Linked DNA regions of Homo sapiens: region 1 is linked to region 2. Evidence: chromatin loops called from intact Hi-C (ENCODE). Cell type or tissue: endothelial cell of umbilical vein. All regions are shown on one strand. Links, peaks and the distances in the headings refer to the core of each region. The heading gives the core; the rest is flanking DNA. Region 1 overlaps NACC2 (NACC family member 2). Region 2 overlaps QSOX2 (quiescin sulfhydryl oxidase 2).

The links. A loop is a pair of places that touch in the nucleus more often than their neighbours do. Peaks named below come from ENCODE experiments on the same cell type or tissue, not always from the same donor. Only the 100,000 strongest peaks of a DNase experiment are listed, where the experiment ranks them.
Region 1: it touches region 2 in a loop (5-fold over the local background); 4 of 110 quality-filtered maps call a loop at or near these places.

The regions. Positions count from the first base shown.
Region 1 is chr9:136,084,720-136,094,768 of GRCh38, reverse strand. The region is part of intron 1 of NACC2 (NACC family member 2); the gene reads left to right. Among named protein-coding and RNA genes, the nearest start is that of NACC2, 5.5 kb to the left of the region's middle. RefSeq lists enhancers at 773-1,464, 3,544-4,236, 6,865-7,824. In endothelial cell of umbilical vein, for the core only: no CTCF peak of the experiment used is centred there; a DNase peak (open chromatin) is centred at 4,948; H3K4me3 peaks cover 261 bases; H3K27ac peaks cover 440 bases.
Region 2 is chr9:136,220,524-136,230,572 of GRCh38, reverse strand. QSOX2 (quiescin sulfhydryl oxidase 2) reads left to right here. Exons shown (of 12, transcript NM_181701.4): 2 at 3,699-3,799; 3 at 5,664-5,712; 4 at 6,461-6,566; 5 at 6,720-6,810; 6 at 8,632-8,777. Among named protein-coding and RNA genes, the nearest start is that of QSOX2, 20 kb to the left of the region's middle. RefSeq lists enhancers at 1,249-2,448, 4,529-4,748, 4,879-4,958, 5,139-5,188. In endothelial cell of umbilical vein, for the core only: a CTCF peak has its summit at 4,289 (motif pointing right); a DNase peak (open chromatin) is centred at 2,242; H3K27ac peaks cover 406 bases.

The DNA of each region.
Region 1 (10,049 bases), core at 756-8,755, 140 kb after region 2:
GACTGGCCCGGGGCCAGGGCGGAGGTACCCACCCCTCCCGGCGCATCTGCGCAGCTGCCTGGCCCAGCCGGGCCCGCGCCTCGCCCTCCCGGTCCAGGTGGGCCCGTTCGTGGGTCGTCACCGCCTCCCGCGCCTCCCCCACTCGGGCCCCAGCCTGGGGAGAAACTGGGGTCCGGCCGCAGGGGGAGGGGGCTCTGCCTCTTGCCAGCTTCTGTGCCTCTGCGGAGCTGAGGTCGGGGGGCCCCAGCTCCTTCTCTAAGAAACTCAGCGGAGCCCGGGGCCCGCCGCGCACCCCGCACGGCCAGGGCGGACCGAGGCCTTCCGACGGAGTTTCCTGCTTCTCTTGCTGGGATCGTGTGGGGTCGGAGGTCAGAGGTCACCTCCCAGCCCCTCTGCCAGGCTCTGGGGGAAGTTTGGTCTTGGACTCTCGTCGTGGAGCCGCTTAAACCTGTGGGTCTGAAGGCCGCGAGGCCGGGTCCCTGGAGTTGGCCTCCCAGGCCGTTCCACTCCCTCCCCCAACCCCCGCGCGGGGCCTCCGGATTGGAGGTGTTTCACCCACGTGCTGGTGGGCCCGTCTCCCTGGGCCGCTGGGTGCCCTGAGCTGTGTTCTCTGCTGCGCGTTCCTTCCTGTGTGTGGCGGGGGTGCTGACCCGGGGGTGCCCAAGGCAGCCCGGACTCCCATCCCGTGGAGCTGCCTCCGGGAGCGCGTGCACCTTGGTGTTCCCGCCCGCCAGCGCGGCCGCACTCTCCTGCCAGAGTCCGTGTCCCTCCAGGTCGCCCCTTCTTCTCACCCACCCCTCTTTTCGTCTGGCAGGCTCCTGACCTCCTTCCCTCCTGTTCTCCAGTGGGACACTCAGCTCAGCATTCTGCAGGGTGTTTTAGCCTGTAGCACCCCCCAGCAGGGGCGCCTAGAGTTAGGTCAGGGTTCAGGCAGCCCCCGCCCCACCCGCCACCTCTCAGCCACCCACCCCTTCTTCTCCCGGCCACCGTTGGAGCACCCCTCTGGTCCTCTGTGGGGCCTTTCCCAGCCCCTCCCTTAAAGAGGCCTCTTGGCGTTTTCCCCTGGGGTCACTGTTGGGTGGTAGCTGGGCCAGAGTCCAAGGGGAGGAAATAAAAGGAGCTGCCACCCAAGGTGGTGGCCCCCTGTCCTTTCGGCAAAGCCACTTGGAATGGGCACAGAGAGTGGAACAAGATATCACTTGTCACTTCTTAGTGGCCAGGGATCCTTTCGCAGTGGTCACACCCAGGGCTCGATGGTGCTGGCCCTGGCCTGGCGGGAAGGCGGGGAGGAGCCACCCGGGAGATCTCCTGCTGGGAGCAGTGGGAGCTGGGCTGCTACAGGCTGCGAGAACAGGCTCTGTTCTTTACCACCGGCTGCTGGAAGGGTTCGCAGGGCTGCTCTGCCCTGGGCAGGGGGCTAGTGGTGACTTTTAAAAAATTCTTCAATCCTCCCTTTGTTTTCCAATTAAAGCATGAGGCTGCATTATTCATGAAACAACAGTGACGATCTTGGTGCTGAGCGGTTCTTCCAGGCCTGCACTCCTCTTGGCCTCTGCCTCCGGAGTCCTGCTTTCCTGGTTTGTGGGCAGTGTGGTCTCCCAGGCCCGAGGGATGGAATGGGGAACCAAGGTGTTGTCCTTTTCGGGATGTTGAGTTCCCAAGGTTCCACCTTGTGCCCCTTCCTCTGAGGTCTGTGCCTCTGACCTGTGTCCCTGGAACGCACAGGGCACCGAGTGCCCAGTGGCCCCAGCCACCGTCAGTGGGGCAGAGCCCATGTTCCTTCCTCAGCCAGCCCTGTTCTAGCCACCTCCACACACTGTCCCCAGGCTGCCTCTCTGCATCTCACAGCCCCTTGGGGTCACTCCATCCCCTTTGCAGGGTCACGCAGTGGGTTCCGAGATCCAGTTGGACTGTGGCCGGTGGGATGAGGGTCGGAGTCCACAGGGGGGCAGCAGGTGGCACCCCTTACCCCAGGATACACCAGCATGTTTCTCCGGAGAACCAAGGCCTTCTACAGACCCCAGTGTAACGAACACATTTGGGAACTTGACTATGGGGCCCCCTGACTCTGCTGCTCCTCCGGCCCAGTCCACCTTCACCTTGGTAGCACATGTCCCTGCCTCAGTGGCCCAGGCTGACCAGCCTCCCATTGTGGTTCTGAGGACAAGGTAGGCCACCTTCCACTTCAGGGTGACATTTCTGGCCTGGGCTGAGGAAACCTGGGGCTGGGCTTCCAGGCGTGGCTCGAAGGAGAAGCAAAGCCCTGTGGTGTGAGGCCGTGGAGCGCCCTCCAAGGCAGGAGAGAAGTAGCGCTAGCCCGTCTGGACGCTGGACCTGAGCCGCCGTCTGATGCATGTGGGCAGGTGCGGGAGTTTGTGAGGTCTGACTGGGTCTGGTCTCACTGGGGGCTGATGAGGGGTCTTGGGAACCTGTGTAGAGCTGGCTCACTGGGGCCTCTCACCCCATCTCCGGTCAGGCTCCCCGGCGGTGAGTGTCTGCAGACCCAGCTCCCTGGGTCCTGGGCCTTCCCCGAAGTGCCCTCTCCCCAGCATTTCGTTCCTTTCCTGGCACCCTCTCTGGGCACGCCCTTGGTCCTCCCAGAGGTGGGCAGTCGGGCCTTGGGTGGGGGAGCTTGGCCAGCGTTTCTCTACTCTTGTCTCCCCACTGGGCCCCAGTTCAGAGCTGTGTGTGGCCCCCACACCGGCCTCCCTGAGGCGCCCCCTAATCCCCAGGTGGATCTCGTTTCCCTTTCAGCCTGTCCAGAGTCACAGAGGAGATGTGACTGGAAGGTTGTTTGGGCCTTGGCTGTGGGGGCCGGGGAGCGAGGTTACCCAGGCCAGGGGCTGCTGCTCCACGCCTGCCTCCGCCTCTGTTGCGGGGCAGGGATCCTGGTGACCTCTGTTTTTTTGTTTGTTGTTGTTGTTGGTTTTTTTTTTAAGCAAATCCTTGCTCTCACCAGCCCTGGCTCTTGGTGAGATGAGATCATTTGTAAAATATGCCTCCTGGCTGGCTGGGGCTCCTTACTGTGTCACCTGCAGCTGCCCATTTGCTGGGAGCCCTAGCTCCCTCAGCTGTGGCCTTCCTGCGTTTGCTGTTTACGGTTTGGGTTTTGGAAGCACACACCCTTGTATAGGGTCTCAGCAGAGCGCAGTGGGCAGGCGTGAAGGCATCTGTCTGGAAGTATTGGTTGCTTGTCATTTGGGGACATGAACTCCGGGACCGGCACTCACCCCTGTCCACACAGGGGATCAGCCTGGGAGCTAGTCTGAGTAGGGGAGGGCATTTGGGACCCTGACCCAGGGCTCCTGGGGCCCCACCACATCCCCAGTGTCTGCTTGCTGGGCCTGGGTCCTCACTGGAGCACTTGGCAGCCAGAACCCTGGGCTCAGGTCTCCTGGGAGAACGCCCAGCCCAGGCTGTGTGACCTTGAGTGAGGAACCCGTCCTCCCTGAGGCCGTCCTGCTACAGAGTAGCATCCTCTGCCTCCTCCGAGGAGCTGGAGGCTGAATGTGGGCAGCCCGGCCTTTCTGCCTTCATGCCGGCTGGGGCTGGCCTGGGGGCTGTTGGGCCAGTGAAGCCACTGAATCCCATGTAAGGCTCACTACCCTTTAAGAGGAGGCCGCCATGGAGTCTCCCGGGAGAACAAGAGGCAGGCTTTTCTCCAGAGGTTGTTTGCAGGGACCCACAGGGAGGAGAGGCTGGCTCCGGGTCTCTCTAAAGGAATCTCCCCTCCCCCAGTGCGGGGCCCTGGCATCCAGGAGGGCACAGGGCCATGGGCGGCCGCGAGCTCCTGGGCCCGCCCAGCTCCTGCCCCTGTGCCTGGGAAGCAGGCAGGGCTGGGGGCGGGGAACAGAGGGGCCTGAAAGTGCCCATATATAGTCACTGGGGTGAACGGCAAAGCCATGCTGCAGAGATGCCTCCCAAGCCCAGGGCTGGCCGGCCCCAGCTCAGCCACCGGGGCCCCGAGGGCAGCCCGGCCCTGGGCTGGGGGTGGCCTCCCTGGTAGTCTGTGAAGGGGTAGAGCATCAGCCTCCGCATAGTCATGCCTCAAGAAATGTTTGTTGATTGAAAATAAAAGTCCCCCCAGCCCTCCATAGTCAGGCTTGAGGACATTTCAGGAGCTGATGTTGGAATCTGGAGGCTGGAATCCGGGCTGTGCTGTTGGCCAGAGCTGCCTGGGGTCCCTCATGGAGGGCGTTGGGAGCTGGGTGCCTGCTGAGGGAAGACTTGCTAGCAACCCAGCCCCCACCCCACAAAATGCTAGTGCCCCCCTCTTTACAGGGACACTTCAGATGCTCCCTCCCCACCCCTACTGTCCTGGGGCTTCCGCCCAGTGGGCTGGTGTTTTCTGGAGGAGTTACCTTCTCACTCCTGGGCACTGCCTAGAGTCAGGGGGCAGCTGTGGGCCTTCCTTGGTTCTTCTGCGGCGGTCTTGGAGGGAGTCAGCGTTGGCCCTGCCTTTGGATCGGAGCAGAAGGAAGTTGTCCCACATCTTCCTCCTCCCAGGGACCCCTGAGGCATCCCCTCTGGCCAGGGCCCCCACCCAGGCCCTGGGCATCTGCCTCGGGGGCTGTGCCCATCTCCCTTCTACCACCCAGCTGGTGTCTGTGCCAAGAAAGGGGAAGTACCATCTTTGCTGAATTCTTGACTTTTGTGCTGTTAAAAAATCAGCTTTAACAGAGTTTTGCTCATTTAATTTCATTTCCATTGCACAGCTAAGCGCCTTTGTTAAATTTTGTATATTGATACTTTTTGTTGTCAGCAGTTTATTCTTTTTTTTTTTGGATATAAATCCATTAGGGTGAGAGAAGATTAAAAAGATACATTACAATTAAAATGTTAATGAAATCCGTATCACACAACTTTTGAAACCCTTTAGGCATTAATCTTGCCTGTGTCATGTCCATTAACTTTGGCTATTCTTATTCCACACTGACCCCTGCTGAGAGATTTGTGCTATAATTGGATTTTTTTTTAATAAAAAAGAAAAAAAAAAAGCTTTTAAGAAAATAGAGGTTGAGTGGTCGGCCGTGGCTCCTAAATGAAGAGGGAAAGTAGAAGAACATGACTCACTCTGTTGGGGCTGGGGTCCCCCATTCTGAATGGGGACAGGGGTCACCCAGGGCCTCCCCCAACTGTGGATGTGCCAAGTGGTGTAGAGGTACATGAGTTGGGGGAGCCTCAGAGGAGGGAGGGCACCCCGAGGGTGGGTTCACCTTCTTGGGGAGAGGCCCCCAGCGCTGGGGGAGGGGCTAACAGGAGCCCCCCACCAGGTGGGGTTGTGGGGGGTGACATGGAGGCTCAGGCAGAGCAGAACCTGAAGGGCCTTGAGTTCTCTGAAGTCTGTACCCCCTACCCTTCGCCTGGAAGTCAGGCCTTCGCGGGTGCTAGGTTTCTAGCAAGGGGGGTGGCTGTGGGGAGGGGGAGCCCCCTTGTCTCCCTCCTAGGGCCGTGGGGACCTCAGGAAGACGTGGCCCGTGGGTCCTCCTTTGAGGCCCTGGGCCCTGGCCAGAGCCTGGCTCAGATCTGGGTGGGGTCCCCAGCTGGGAGGGTCCCCTGGCAGGGGGAGGCTCTGGGTGGGGGCCCGGGGGTAGCCTGTGGCTGCCGCCCCGCTGGTTCTCCCGGGCTGCAGTGCTGCAAACGTAACCGCGTAACTGAAAGCTGGTCAGGTGGTTGGCAGCGGGGCTGCAACAGACAGATTTCGTGTCTGTGTGTTTTTGCAACACCTTTCTATAAAGGGAAACATAATTTAAAATATGATTACTTAGTGTTGTAACAGCCGCCTCAGCCGCTCCACGCGATGCCGAGATCATTATCAGAGGCTGATATTAACTTGCAAAGAATATTATGCAAATTGCCTGCTGTCTCCTCCGGGAAACCTTCCCCCAGGATGCCGGGGGCTGGGCTGGCTCCCCTCGGGGCTTGGGGTAGGTCCCTTTGTGGGACAGCCCAGCCCTTGTGCTTTCTGCCCATCCCGCCCTCCACGCCCAGGCCTGAGCCCTCATCTGTGGCCAGGGGACCCTAGGAGGCATGAAGCAGTGGGTCAGGAAAGACCAAGTCCTTTGCCTCCCTGTGTCTCAGTGACCCCAGACCACGATGCCTCCTGGCCGGCTGGGTGGGGGCCTCAATGAGGCCATCGTGGTTGGGATGGCAGTGAAGCCCCTGCTGATGGTTAACCATGGCTGACTGCGGTGGTCACCGGACCTGGGTCCCCACGAGCCCCAAGTGCCCCCGAGAAAGAGTCCCTGGCCACGGACTGGGCCATGTCCATGCGCAGTGGCTCGTCCTGCTGACTGACCACTGTGGCTTTGCAGCTTCCAGGGGCTCAGGGGCAGCTGCTGGGAAAGATGTGGACGGTGGCTTGGATCCAGCATTGCTGTGTGGACTCAAATTTTTGCCCTAGGGGAGAGAGGCAGGGAGTGGGGTCTGAGGGTCCCTCCCACCCTGCTGAGTACAGTGTGTCCCCTGCCCCCGTCATCCCTTCCATCTGGGCCTGATGTGGGCAGTGGTACAGTTCCCAGATTGAAGATTCTCCCCAGAGGCTCCGTCCCACTGGAAGGGAGCCGGACAGAGCACGTTTAGAGCAAAATTCCGCTGACCCTGCACAGCCAAGGGGCTGCTGATGCTCTCTCTGAACCACTGTCCACCTGGCGACCGTACAAGCCCGACAGTCCCCGAATACTGCTGACCTCCGTGCATGAGATGACAGCCACTGGGGGTGCCCGTCTTCCAGGTCACCTCTGGAACTTCTCAGCAGAGTCCCCAGGTCACCTCCCGGAACTTCCCAGCAGAGTCCCCAGGTCACCTCCCGGAACTTCCCAGCAGAGTCCCCGGGGTGGGAAACTGGGCCTTCCTGGGCCACGGCCGGCCTTGGGCAGCAGACAAGGGACGGGGAGGGCTTGCCCTCCCTCGAGCAGCTCAGACCGGGGAGGACAGGGCGCTTGGGGCCTCGTTGGGGATCTTGCCGGTGCCGTCCTGGGCTGTCCTCAGCTGAGCAGCCACTTCCAGGGTTGGAGAGCAAGTGTTCTCTTGGGATTCGAGCCTCATTTCCCCCCGTGCTGCGGTGGAAGCTGGGCAAACACCATGGCCTCCCTGGGTCTCAGTTTTCCCGCTGTGAGCTCCGAATGGGGTACCGTATCCTGCTTTCTGGTCACCAGGAAGGTCTAGGGCCAGCCCAAGGCAGACCCAGAGAGGGCTCCCAGGCGGCCCCAGAAGCTGCGGGGCCCTTCCCCAGCCGGGCCCTGCGAGGACTGGCTCTGTCGCCCTCCCTTCCAGTGGGGCTGGCCCGACCCCTGCGAATGCCGCTCTGGGGGTCCCCGTGGGAGTCTGCCAGCTCCAGGAGGGCAGGGTGTCTATTTGCAGCTGTGCAGGTGACAGGCCAGGAGGAGGGAAGGGGCTTTTCCAGCACCCTGGGGTGTGTTGGAGGGGGGCAGGGTATCCATCTCCTGGGGCCACCACGACAGAGCCCACAGGTTTGGTGGCAGGAAGCCTCAGAGAGTGCTCCTGTCCCAGTTCTGCAGGCCCGGAGTTGACACTCTGTGCATCTTCAGGGCTGGTTCCTCCAGAGGCTTTGAGGGAGACTTTGTCACATGCCGCCCTCCAGCTCCCAAGGCTGCCACTGTCCTGGGCCTTTCTTGGCATGTGGGATCATGGGCCCAGTCTCTGCCTCCGTCCTCACACGGCCACCTTCCTTCTGTGCATCTGTGTCCAAACTTCTCCCTTCTGTAAGGATGCATGTTAGGGTCCACCCTAAATCCGGGATATCTCATCTTACCTTTCACTAATGATATCTGTAAAGACCCTGTTTCCAAATAAGGCCGCATTCAAAGGGTCAGGTAGATGCGAACCCCCGGTGTGGTGTGGGAGGGGCAGAAAGCCTTTAGTGCGTAGAGGGCACTGGGGGGCTGGCTCTGCACTTGCCCAGGACAGTGGGAGGAGCCAGGCACAGACAGCAGCCGCTGCTGGGATGGCACCTGGATGGGCGTGAAACCAGTGCAGCTGGCCAGCTCCAGGCCCAAGCTGAGCGGGGGTCGTGGGAGGGAAACGGGGCCACTGGTCGGGGAGGGTTTTCCTAGGAGTCGGCGTTGTCATCTGCGGTTATGTAAGTTTGGGAACAGGATTCGTGTTAATTATTGTAACCCAGTTTAGGCGGTGAGTCCATGTCATAGGAAGTGGCCTGGAAATGACAGCGTGTGGGTCACAGTGGAGCCCGGGGTGGGACCGTGGCTGGGTGCTGGCAGGCAGATGGCTGTCGGGAAGCTGGGGGCATGCGACGTCCCTGGGGCCCACACCAAGCCAGACCTCAGGGAAGCCCAGCCGCTCGCAGACCTGGGACCTCAAGAGCCAGGCCCGGTGCCATCCAGACCAGCAGCTGCCCCAGGGCTCAGCCCTAGGCCTCACCAGGCTCCTGATGATGCAGGAAAACAGAGGCACCCCCACCCCCCAAACCCCTCCCAGCTCTGAGTGGGAGGCCTCGGGGGGCATGTGCCCTTCGTCCTGTCCCCAGCTGCACGGTGTGAGGGTTCTCTCACAGGAAGGCAGGCACTGCGCTTTGCTGCTCTGAAGGCCCATGGAGGGTCCTGGCCACATTCAGGGAGTGGCTTCTGAAGGTTTTTAGAATGTCCAACAAGGGTCCCCAGGGGTGACTTGGTTTTCTCCAGCCCGAGGTGAAGGGCCTGGAGGCGGCTCCTGCCCGTCGGAGCTGCCCTGCGTGGCGCCCGGACTCCGGGCTCTGCCAACCCCTCCCATCGGAGCTGCCCTGCGCGGTGCCCAGTCTCTGGGCTCTGCCAACCCCTCCCATCAGAGCCGTTCTGTGCAGTGCCCAGCCTCCGGGCTCTGCCAGCCCCTCCCATTGGAGCTGCCCTGCACGGCGCCCGGCCTCTGGGCTCTGCCAACCCCTTGTTTCCACAGTGAGTTCAGGATTGTGGAGGGACCTACCCCACCTGGCTACCCAGCATTGGCAGGTGGGGACTTTGCTTCAGATGTTTAAGAAAAAAGGTAAAAGATAAAGTAATTAAACTTACAGAAAAATGTCAAGTATTGTACAAAGAACATTTTCCCGAACGATTTGAGGTAAACCTCCCCTGCATACCTGTGTGTCTTGTTCCAGTGTGGGCAGAGGGCTGCCCGCCACCCGCCTGTACCCACCCCCTGGCAGCCGCCTCCCAGGCCCCTCCTGGCCTTACACCAGCAGATCCAGTGCAGACCCCTCAGTACAGTTACTTGTTGAGTCTCTTTAAATTTAATTAAAAACTTTTTTTTTTTTTGAGAGTCTTGCTCTGTCGCCCAGGCTGGAGTGCAGTGGTGCAATCGCAGCCTCAAACTCGGGCTCAGGTGATCTCCCCGCCTCAGCCTCTGGAGTAGCTGGGACTATAGGTGTGGATCCCCACACATGGCTGATTTAAAAAAAATTTTTGTGCACCACCACATCTGGCTAATTAAAAAAATTTTTTTGGGTCGGGCACAGTGGTTCACACCTGTAATCCCAGCTACACAGGAGGCTGAGGCACAAGAATCACTTGAACCCTGGAGGCGGAGGTTGCAGTGAGCTGAGATGGCACCACTGCACTCCAGCCTGGGCGACAAGAGCGAAACTCAGTCTCGCCAAAAAAAAAAAAAAAAAAAAAAAAAATTGTAGAAATGGAGTCTTCCTATGTTGCCCAGGCTATAAATTCAAATTTTAAAAACTTTCTGATTAATTATACATAAAATTTACCGTTTTAGCTTTTTCAGTGGAATGAAGCATGCACATTTTTGCGCTGCCCTCAGCACCATCTCTAGAACTGTTTCATCTGCCCAAACTGAACCCCTTTCCCCATTAGACACAAACTCCCCATCCTTGCCCCAGCCCCTGGCAGGCACCTTTCTACTTCCTGTCTCTGTAGGCCTGCTTCCGGGACTGCATGTGAGTGGAGTCCCACAGGGGGTGTCCTCGTGTGACTGGCTCATTTGCTCCGCACCCTCTCCCCACGGCTCCTCCGGGTTGCAGGGAGTGGCGGAGCCCGTCCCTTCTCCAGGCTGCGTGATGTATGTGTGTGTGTGCGCCCGCC
Region 2 (10,049 bases), core at 1,168-9,167:
GATGCCGTCACGGAGGCCGAGTACTGAGGCTCATGTGTTTTTGGGCAGCGCCCTGCGGTGGATGAGCTTGTTGGGAGTGGGGCACAGGAATCAGAGCAGTTGTGAGGCCTGGGTCGGATCATGCCTCTGTTCCTCCTGGGCTCAGCCCTTTGGCACCTGGGATTCTGCATTCCAGGTGTTACAGAGTTGTTTACTGCAGGGCTGACAGCCATTCCCACCGGCCACATTTGAACTCTTCACATTCTCTCTAGCGCTGCCTGAGATTCAGGAGAATTATTTAATTTTAGGGTTTTTTGAGATAGAGTCTCGCTCTGGCGCCAGGCTGGAGTGCAGTGGCGCTATCTTGGCTCACTGCAGCCTCCTCCTCCCGGGTTCATGCCATTCTCTTGCCTCAGCTTCCCAAGTAGCTGGGACTACAGGCACGCACCACCACGCCCGGCTAATTTTTGTATTTTTAGTAGAGACGGGGTTTTACCATGTTGGCCAGGATGGTCTCTATCTCTTGACCTCGTGATCTGCCTGCCTTGACCTCCCAAAGTGCTAGGATTACAGGCGTGAGCCACCACGCCCGGCCAGGAGGGTTATTTAAAAAGAGCAGCACCACCTGGCCTGGGCCCAGACTGTCCAAGCGGCCTTCACCTGAGGTGCCGGGAGAGTTCCACGGTCGCTGTGCAGGGCTCTGTGTTGCCACCTTGTACCAAGATCTACGGGAAGATAGAAACTAGGAAACATGCAGGAGAGGTGGCCAGAGGAGGGCAGGGTGTGATGTGGCCAGCAAGTGCCTGGGGCAGCAGGGATGTGCTGTGTGTTTGTTTGTGTAGGTAACATGCCCTAAGACAAATCTGAGAAACCACAGATGGGACCAGATCCCACCGTGAAAACCAAATCCTGGCAAACATCTTGGAACGTTTTCTTCTTCCCGTCTTTTGTTTTTGCTGTTTCTAGGCCGGCTTGATGATGTCACACGGCCGTGATTCTGTTGTGTGTGCAGTCTGGGCTCTCAGAGCAACTTTTTGTTTTGTTACATGTTCTTTCTGGGCACAAAGGTGCTTTTTTTTAAAAAAAGTGTGGAATAAAAATGTGTTATAGAAATTCCCAATAAACAGAATGAAACCATGTGGAATTGTGAGCCAGATAAAAGGCCACAGAAATGAGACACTTCGCCAGGATGCACGGGCTGAGGAGCCGGGGCTGTGGAGGGGTCCGCCCGTGAGCTGCCCACGGCGGGGCTGCTGGGAGCACCTCCTGTTTCCGCGTCCCGTGCCGTCTGCTGCGCTGACTGGGTGAGAGCATGAACCCTTCTTCCTCAGTTCCATGTGGTCTGAGGCTTGGGCAAGGAGTGGCCGGGGATGCAGAGAGCTCGTGTCGCTTCTCCCTCATCCACTGAAAGTGGCCTCAAAACCTGAATTGGTTTCACTTAGCCAGCGTAAGCGGGAACGGTATTTGGTCATTGTTTCTGAAAGAGGTTTCTTTCTTTTTTATTTTTAAATTACAGGGAGAAAAGGCCAGTATCTGAAACAGAGCTGTGGTATATTATGTAGAAAAATAGCAATCTGAACCGCTAACACACACAAGCCTTCATATTTGTACAGAGTCTGGTGATATGTTCCGTCTCTTCCAGGCATGCTTTTAACAGAACCTCTGGAGTTTGAGATCATAGCTCGCTCTCAGAAAAGACTCTTACTCTTTTTACATGATTTATAGTGGAATCATTGATTTAGACAAGTGGGCAGAATCGGAATACAAGGCAAAAAAGAGCCTCATCAGTATCTCAGTGACAGGCAGACATAACGTTCCCTCCCGTTCAGAAATCACTGGGCTTCCGGTCACAAGGCTGTGCCAGGGCAGCACCCCACGTGGCTGGCTCCATTCCTCCAGGCAGGTCCATTTGCTGGGTGCCTGGGTCTCGCCTCTGCACCTGCCTCTCCCACGGTGCGGCGTGCCCTGCCACACTGCCGACTCTGCTGAGGCCTCCAGGCTCCAGGATAGCCAGCACCCATCCCTTGACCCAGTGGTGCCCCTTTAGGCTGTCCCCTCAAAGTCTCAGGGCCTGGAAGGACCCCTACAGAGTGAGGAGCCAGGAAATATTTGTGAATTGTTGGCAGTGCAATTTTTACATCCCAGAGGAAGAACACAAATCTTTTAAAAAGAAAACCTCACTGGTCAGCTTCGGAAACCATGACTTTGATACTGGTGACTGAAGCACGAGCCAGGCACTCCCCTTCCTCATGTGAGTCATTCCGCTGGGTTGCAGTGAGGGCAGGTCTCTCTTTACAGAATTGTCCCAGCTCATCATGAGCAAACGGTGAGAGATGACACGTCACCATTTCACTGCAGCCCTGGTGCATTAATGCATTTAGGTCGTGATCACTAAGGAGAGAGGCGTCGCTTGCCTCTGGGTGGAAGCATGTTCCACTACCTACAAAGTAATGTCACCAAACAAATCAGACAAGAATCTAGATCTGAGTGCCCTGTTACAGAAATGCCAGGAGTCCGGGATGTTGTCAGTCAAACCCAGAGAAGGAAAGTGCCAGGACCCACCAGCAGTAACCAACAAGCCTCGCTGGGATCTTGATTCAAACAAACTTTAAACGAACAAATAGGGACTTTTTTTTTTTCTTAAGGTGGAGCCTCCCCCTGTCGCCGGCTCACTGCAGCCTGTGCCTTCCGGGCTCAAGCGGTCCTCCCACCTCAGCCTCTCCAGTAGCTGGGACCGCAGGTGTGCGCCACCAACGCCCAGCTAATTTTTTGTATTTTTTTTTTAGAGACAGGGTTTTACCATGTTGCCCAGGCTGGTCTCAAACTCCTGGGCTTAAACGATCTGCCCACCTCGGCCTCCCAAAGTGCTGGGATTCCAGGCATGAGCCACCATGCCCAGTGGAGAGCCTTCATCTTTCAGAGGCAAAGCCTGGTGGGTTTTGTGTAGAAATGACGTGCTGAGATTTGTTGTGGGACAGTTCTGAAAGTGGGTGGAGACTTTGGCAAAACAGGATTCACCTTGAGCTGATAATTATTGATCCAAGAGGTAGAATGTGTGGGATTTGTTACATTTTTATCTCTATTTTATTTGCATGTTAGAAATTTTCCATAGCAAAAACTTTAGAGATAGGAACAAAAAAATTTATGGTTCCTTTTAGCCTCCCCAAAATGGCATAGGTGTTCCAGGGTTTGCGGGCAGTGTCTGGGATGGTGTTGGAAACCACTTCACATGTGTCTGTGCACGCATCCTTGCCTTGAAAGACCCTGCTCAGATGCTGCCAGTACTCGCTGGAGTGAGAACACGGGAATGTTTTTGCCAAACAGCCTGGACCGTATCTGATTAATCTGCACGTACTTGCTTGCTGTCCTGACTTAAGTGCCGGCCGCTGACAGCCGCGTCTGTTACCAGCGCTTTCATCCATCAGGGTGTCATTTAATTAGGGGCCCACAGCCTTGTCCCTGCTCCGTGATGTGCAGGTTCAGCACAAATCCGCTTGTTCTGTGACTATCTGTGGTAGGAGAGGCATCGTGCTGTTGGTGGAGTTCTCTCTCCTAGCTCCACATAGACGCTCTGTGTGATGAGGGCCTAACTGATGACCTAGAGGGGGCAGGTGGGCTGGTCTCGCAGGTGGCCGCAGCCTGGAGTGGGGACTGCTGGGTCCTGGGCTTCCCGGGAGTCCAGTGCTCACCACACTGAAGGTCATGCTCCTGCTTTTCAGACTGGGCCAGTGCCATTCGCGTCGCAGCTCTGGACTGCATGGAAGAGAAGAACCAGGCCGTGTGCCATGACTACGACATCCACTTCTACCCCACCTTCCGGGTGAGTATCACGCGGCTGCTTGTCCGTTGAAATTCACCTTCTACCCCACCTTCCAGGTGAGCATCACGCGGCTGCTTGTCTGTTGAAATTCGCCACATCATAGTGCCTGTGTTTTCGGCTTCTCTGGCTCTCTCCTTGGAACTTCGTAGGAATTGTAGGAGCTGATGTTTGGTGGGGGCAGCTCTTGTTCCACCCTGTTGTGCTGTGGAAGTGTCTGTGGGACTGTCCACGCTCACACAGACCCGGTCACATGGAGGGGATGCGTGAAAAGACCCCCTGCAGCCTGCACGGCCAGGGGGCGCAAGGAGACCAGGACTGCGAGGGCTGGCACCCCAGCCTGAAGCCACGCGTGTGGTCCGTGTACCATGGGGCTCTCACACATGCACACTCATGCACACACACACGCACACACAGGCACAGGGCCTCTGCCTTCCCCAGCCAAAGTCAGCCCTGCAGACAAGGCTGTGCCCATTGCTCCCACTAGGGGGCGGAGGTACCTGTGACCCTGTTGCAGGCCCGTGCATAGCATGTGTGTACCTGCGGGTGCCACTGCCTCCTGCGTGCCTTGACATGGACATCTCCAGAAACGTGGGCGCCTTGGGCCCACTTCCTGGGAAGCTTTGTCAATTTGAGTAAAACTCCGTCCTTGTCAGCCCTGGTGCCTTGCTGTGTGGTGTGGTGTCATGTCATGGTGGCTTCGCTTGTATTTTGGGGGCTGTTGTTTTCACTGTGCTGGCAGCACCTGTGGTCCTGCCCTAACAGGTGCCACGCTGGGCGGCACCGGTGTCAGCCCTGCCCCAGGGCCTCTCGGGGCCTGTGTCGCACACTTGCTTGCCTGCCTCTGCGTGTGATTACGTCAGCATGGCTTCCTGTTGTATTTTGATTTTGCTTCAGACACAGTTCACACTGTGCTGTATGTAAACTTTCGGGCCCTCTTTCTGTTACTTAATGGGACATTGCCCAGATCCACTACGATGCTCATTGGATGGGATTGTCCAGTGACGTCACTCTGAGAACCAGAGCCCCCCGTTGCCAGGTGTGTGGGCTCTTCCAGGCTTTGGTGGCTTTGAACGGCGCTGCTGTGCGCCTTCCCGGGCAAGGGGAGAGCTGAGGCTGGGAGAGAAGCCACTGGGCCGCGAACCGGGTCTGTGCACAACAGACCTGCAGGGCCAGCAGTGTCAGGCAGTTTTGTGCTCGCCCAGGGACCAGTGCAGCAGGAAGCACTGGCGGCTTCGTTTGCATTTCCCTGGCGGCTGCAGTGCCAGCACATCTGGCTTTGTGGGCCGTGGGTGTCATGGGTGAAGTGTCTTCCTGTCATCTGCACGTTTCCCTCTTAGCTGGCCAGTGCTTTTCTTACCGACCTCATCTCCGCCATCATGTAACCTTGTCTCGTCGCTGTCTCTAACGTACCCTTTGATGAAGAAAGTTTTTAATGTTAACATAAGAACCTAATCATCCACTCAGAGATACTGCGTGGTGTCTCCTCCTCCTGCACATCCTCCGTGTTGTCACAGCTAACGCTACAGCTAACCATTAAGACATAGGCTCACTACCAAGTCCCAGAGAGCGGTGTCTTTTATGATTCCAGCCCAGTTGAACTGTCTTGCTTCTAGCCCTGTTGGGTCAGAAAATGTAAATGATGGGAATGCTGATTGGAGCTAACCTTAGCCCCCTCGTAAATCTGACAGGAAACATTAATATGCACAAAGACAAGGAGAAGCGTGTGGTTTGTCATTAATTTATGAAAACTTTCCGAAGGAAATTGAGTAAAGCTCCCTCTAAGGTGACGGGCGTTTTGTTGCTTAAACACATGCAGATGCCCATGGAAGGCTGCCTCTTACTTGTTCTGTGTTTTTCCTCTTAGTATTTTAAAGCATTTACAAAGGAGTTTACAACTGGAGAAAATTTTAAAGGTAAGGACATAAGCATTGTATTTTAGTCCCTGAGATTCCCCTCATAAACCTGCTAAAGACACACGGTCCCAGAGCCTGGGGAGCTCCCAGCCTGGGTCAGCACCTTTCCCTCTGCTGACCTTCCTGCCTGCTTTCCCTTAAGAGTTCAGATATTAATAGTTTCAAAGAGAAATTTTAATTTTGTGCTTTGCCTTGCTTGGCAAATATTGTAGTAAAAACTTTTTCAGAGTAAATTTTTTATTGTAAAAATATTTGGAGATGTGCACAGATCACATGTACCCACCCGATGAATTTTTACAAATGATCCCACCCAGCCGAGCATCGCCCAGAGTGTGATCAGACCCCGCAGGCCACACCCTGGGGGGCTCTGCCTGTGAGGGACCCGGTGGAGCTGCCTGGCCTGCTCCTCGCCGCGCCCTGGGGGGGCTCTGCCTGTGAGTGACCCAGTGGAGCCGCCTGGCCTGCTCCTCGCAGTGCCGTGTCTTGCCATCTGCCTCTGTTGCCTGTCCCTGTGGCCCACCCATGCTTGTGTCATTGCTGTGTGGTCTCCAGTTGTGTGAATCCAGCGCTGTCTGTACCACGCCTGTGGGTGGCATTGGGCACACCCATTGGGATTGCACATGTTGCTGCCACCTGCACCCTGCTGTCTTTGGGCCCCAGGCTGGGACGGGGCTGCTGTCCCTGGGTGTATGCCTGCCCCACGAGGACAGCCGCACACACAGCTCTGACCCTGGTGTGCTTCCGGCAGGACCTGACCGAGAGCTGCGAACAGTCAGACAGACGATGATTGACTTCCTGCAGAACCACACGGAAGGAAGCCGGCCCCCTGCCTGCCCGCGCCTAGACCCCATTCAGTGAGTAGCTCCATGAAGAAGGCGGCCGTTAGACTCGTGTTGAACTGTGCAAGAAACGTAATAGGTTTCTATTAAGTGATGTGGCCACTGGGATGTGGTGGCCAACTCGCTGCTGTTGACGGCACTAAAAGCCTCTTTTTTTCCTCTTGAAAGGCCCAGTGATGTTCTTTCCCTTCTTGACAACCGTGGCAGCCATTACGTGGCTATTGTCTTTGAAAGCAACAGCTCCTACCTTGGACGGGAGGTACGGCCTCTGCGTGGGCTCCAGGTGTCACACGTGGTGTGATTGGGGTTGGCGGTGGATCTGTGATGAGATTTGCAGGTGCCGGTCACTGTGTCGGCATCTCGTGTCCTGTCTGTGGCTTTAGGTCTTGTTCATTATCAGAAGCTTAGTTAATGTTACTCAGCAAAGTCACTGGTGTCTGGAGAAGACTGTTAGGATGAATGAGCTTGGCGGTGGGAGGGGTTCAGAAGGTGGCCTAACCCTAGGTTTGAAACTAAGAGGGGGCTTTGCAGAAGATCTCATTTTTATGACACGCCCAGCTCACCTTGAGGTCATTCTGTATTTTGTATGCATTATTACTAAGATTTTTTTCGTTGCCGTATTCTGAACTCTCAACATTTTTGCCAAATCCAAGATTCTGTAAAACGTCGTTTCTATCGTCATACTTTGATTTCACACGTACAGTTCTGAAGCCTTGCTTCTGGCCAAGTCTAAATAAGGTCCAGGGACCAGGTGCAGGGGCAGCTCACGGAGAGTCATTATTGCTGACAGTCTTCCCGGAGACGAGAGAAAGGCCTCACTGCACATGCGTTCGCCCAGCACTCACCCTGAGCTTCTCCTCCTCCTCCTTGCAACTTGATAGGCGACTGTTTTTCTGTCCACTGTGAGGGGCCTTGCGGTGAATGTAGGAAACAGCTTTGCCCCTGCGAGGGCTTTTGGAGACGCACTTGGGAAGGCAGCTGCAGACACCTGCACTGTGACCGTCTCGCTTTGTGCCCTGGCTGCCCTCCTGGCACCCCAGCACCGCCCCCTCCAGGTTTGATGGTGACGCCAGGCTGCCTCCAGATGGTTGGCCAGGATTCTCTGTGGAGGGCTGAGGAACCGCTAGCAGTGTGTGGCTCTCCCAGACCCCTCACCCCTGTCCCAAGGCCCCTCGTGCCCTTGCTGTCTCGGGCGGGGCCTCCACACACGCAGACCAGAGGCAGGTGTTCCCCTGAGAAGAGGCGGGTGTGGGACCGTCTTGGTGCCGGGCACGCTCCCCTACCTGCCTGGCATGCTGGTGCGTTCGGGGCAGCCAGGCTCCACTCGTGCAGGAGGAGTGCTCTTCAGCACAGAGTCACGGCATGGCCCAGAGCAGAGACCAGTGTGGCCCCAGAGTAGCGATCAGCTCTTCGCAGACACACCCAGCTCAGGAGAGGCACGGCCACGCGGGGCGCCCAGTTCACACCTTTAGCCAGGGCCCTTGGTTTGAGGAGCAGCTGGTTTTGTTCCTCTGTTAAGAGAAGGAAAGACGTACGCCCGATGTGGTGGTGGCGCACGCAGGGTTTCTTCCAAAATCCTGAGATGCCACTCCTGTGGTCTCTCTGCCACGGAGACCCTGTTGCTGCCCCTTCAGCCTGAGCAGAACCAGACAGGAGCAGGGTGGCTGGGGAGGAGCGGCAGCACGAGGCCTGCTGCCCCGGCCACGAAGCTTCCACACGCGGGACGGGAGTGCGAGGCCGTGGGGTGTGGCTGCTGTGTGCAGGGACTCACTTGACCAGTATCAGTGTTGTGGGGGGCGCGCTGGTTTTAGAAAGTCAAGTGCAAATTCGCGGATAAGTGTTTTCTTTGATGAGTTTGTAAAATTGCCGAATAAGACCGTGGTTTCTGCTCATGGCGTGTGTGCCGTCAGTTGCCTTAAAGTGCAATGAGAGTGAAGATTTGAGTGAGGGTCTTGCCTGCAGGGGGACAGACTTCATGCCCTTTTGTGAAAGGTTCCCTGCAAGGCCATGTGTCTGCACGTCGTGTTTTCTGAGAAACTGCCAGCCCCTGTGGAAGTGTCATTGTGTTCTCATCCCCCAGGTGATCTTAGACCTGATCCCGTATGAAAGCATCGTGGTGACCCGAGCACTGGACGGGGACAAAGCATTTCTGGAGAAACTTGGTGTTTCTTCAGTCCCTTCGTGTTACCTGATCTACCCAAATGGGTCGCATGGATTGATTAACGTGTGAGTGCCCGGGTGGGGTCTGGGAACTCCGTGCCGCTCGGAGTTACCGGACAGAGGCTCCGAGTAGACAGTGCAAGTCTGGTGTGAGATCGGGGGAGCCCTGGCCCCTCCGCCTCGCTTCCCTGGGCAGATTTGGGCCCTGGCTCTCAGCCCGTGGGTATTGCTGATCTGTGCTGTGTTTTCGTGGATTTCTGTTTTCTCACTGCTGTGTCCCCGCACCTAGGAGGAGCCTGGCGTGGTGACTTACCAAGAGTCGCAGAGGAAACCGTGGCTAAACCAGCACATGCATGAGGGCTGCTGGGCCGGGGCTTTGGGAGCAGCCGATGCTCCTAAAACCCTGCTCTGGGTGGACTCTTGGGATGCAGTTTGGGTCTGTGTCTGGGGCTGGCAGACAAGCCCACGTGCCCACCTCTGCAGAATGAGAAGTAGGGGTGGGCACCAGGCCCTGCCCCTCACGTTCTGCTCTTTCTCTAAGAACTGCAGAACCTTGGCAAGCCCTTTGCCTCTGCGTGGGGTGCCCGTGTGCCCCTCATGAGGATAAGCCCTTCGCCCCTGCGTGGGGTGCCTGTGTGCCCCTCATGAGGATAAGCCCTTTGCCCCTGCGTGGGGTGCCCGTGTGCCCCTCATGAGGATAAGCCCTTCGCCCCTGCGTGGAGTGCCTGTGTGCCCCTCATGAGGATAAGCCCTTTGCCTCTGTGTGGAGTGCCTGTGTGCCCCTCATGAGGATAAGCCCTTTGCCTCTGCGTGGAGTGCCTGTGTGCCCCTCGGATAAGCCCAATGAAAAAGTAAACAACTTGAATCAGGTTAGAAAAAGAACAGTGAGAAAAATGAGGCTGGGCACAGGTGAATCATTTGAGTCTAGGAGTTCCAGACCAGCCTGGGCAACATAGTAAGACCCCATCTATACTAAAAAAAAGACTAGCCAGGTCTGGTGGTGTGCCACTGTAGTCCCAGCTACTCAGGAGGCTGAGGTGGGAGGATCACTTGAGCCTCAAAGGTCAAGGCTGCAATGAGCTGAGATCCTGTCACCGCACTCCAGCCTGGGCGACAGAGTCAGACTCCATCTCAAAAAAAAAAGAAAGAAAATGAAAAATGGTTGAGAAAGTTAAGTAACGTCCTGAGGCTGGAGGGGCCCCGCTCCTCCTCACCTTGGGGAGAAGGACAGCGTGAGGAGAAGGACAGCGTGAGGCTAGCCTGCCCTACACTGGGTGGCCCCTTCCCCTGGCCTGAAGTTGCAGCACCTGCAGGCTTCCAGCATGTGCTGGTTTAGCC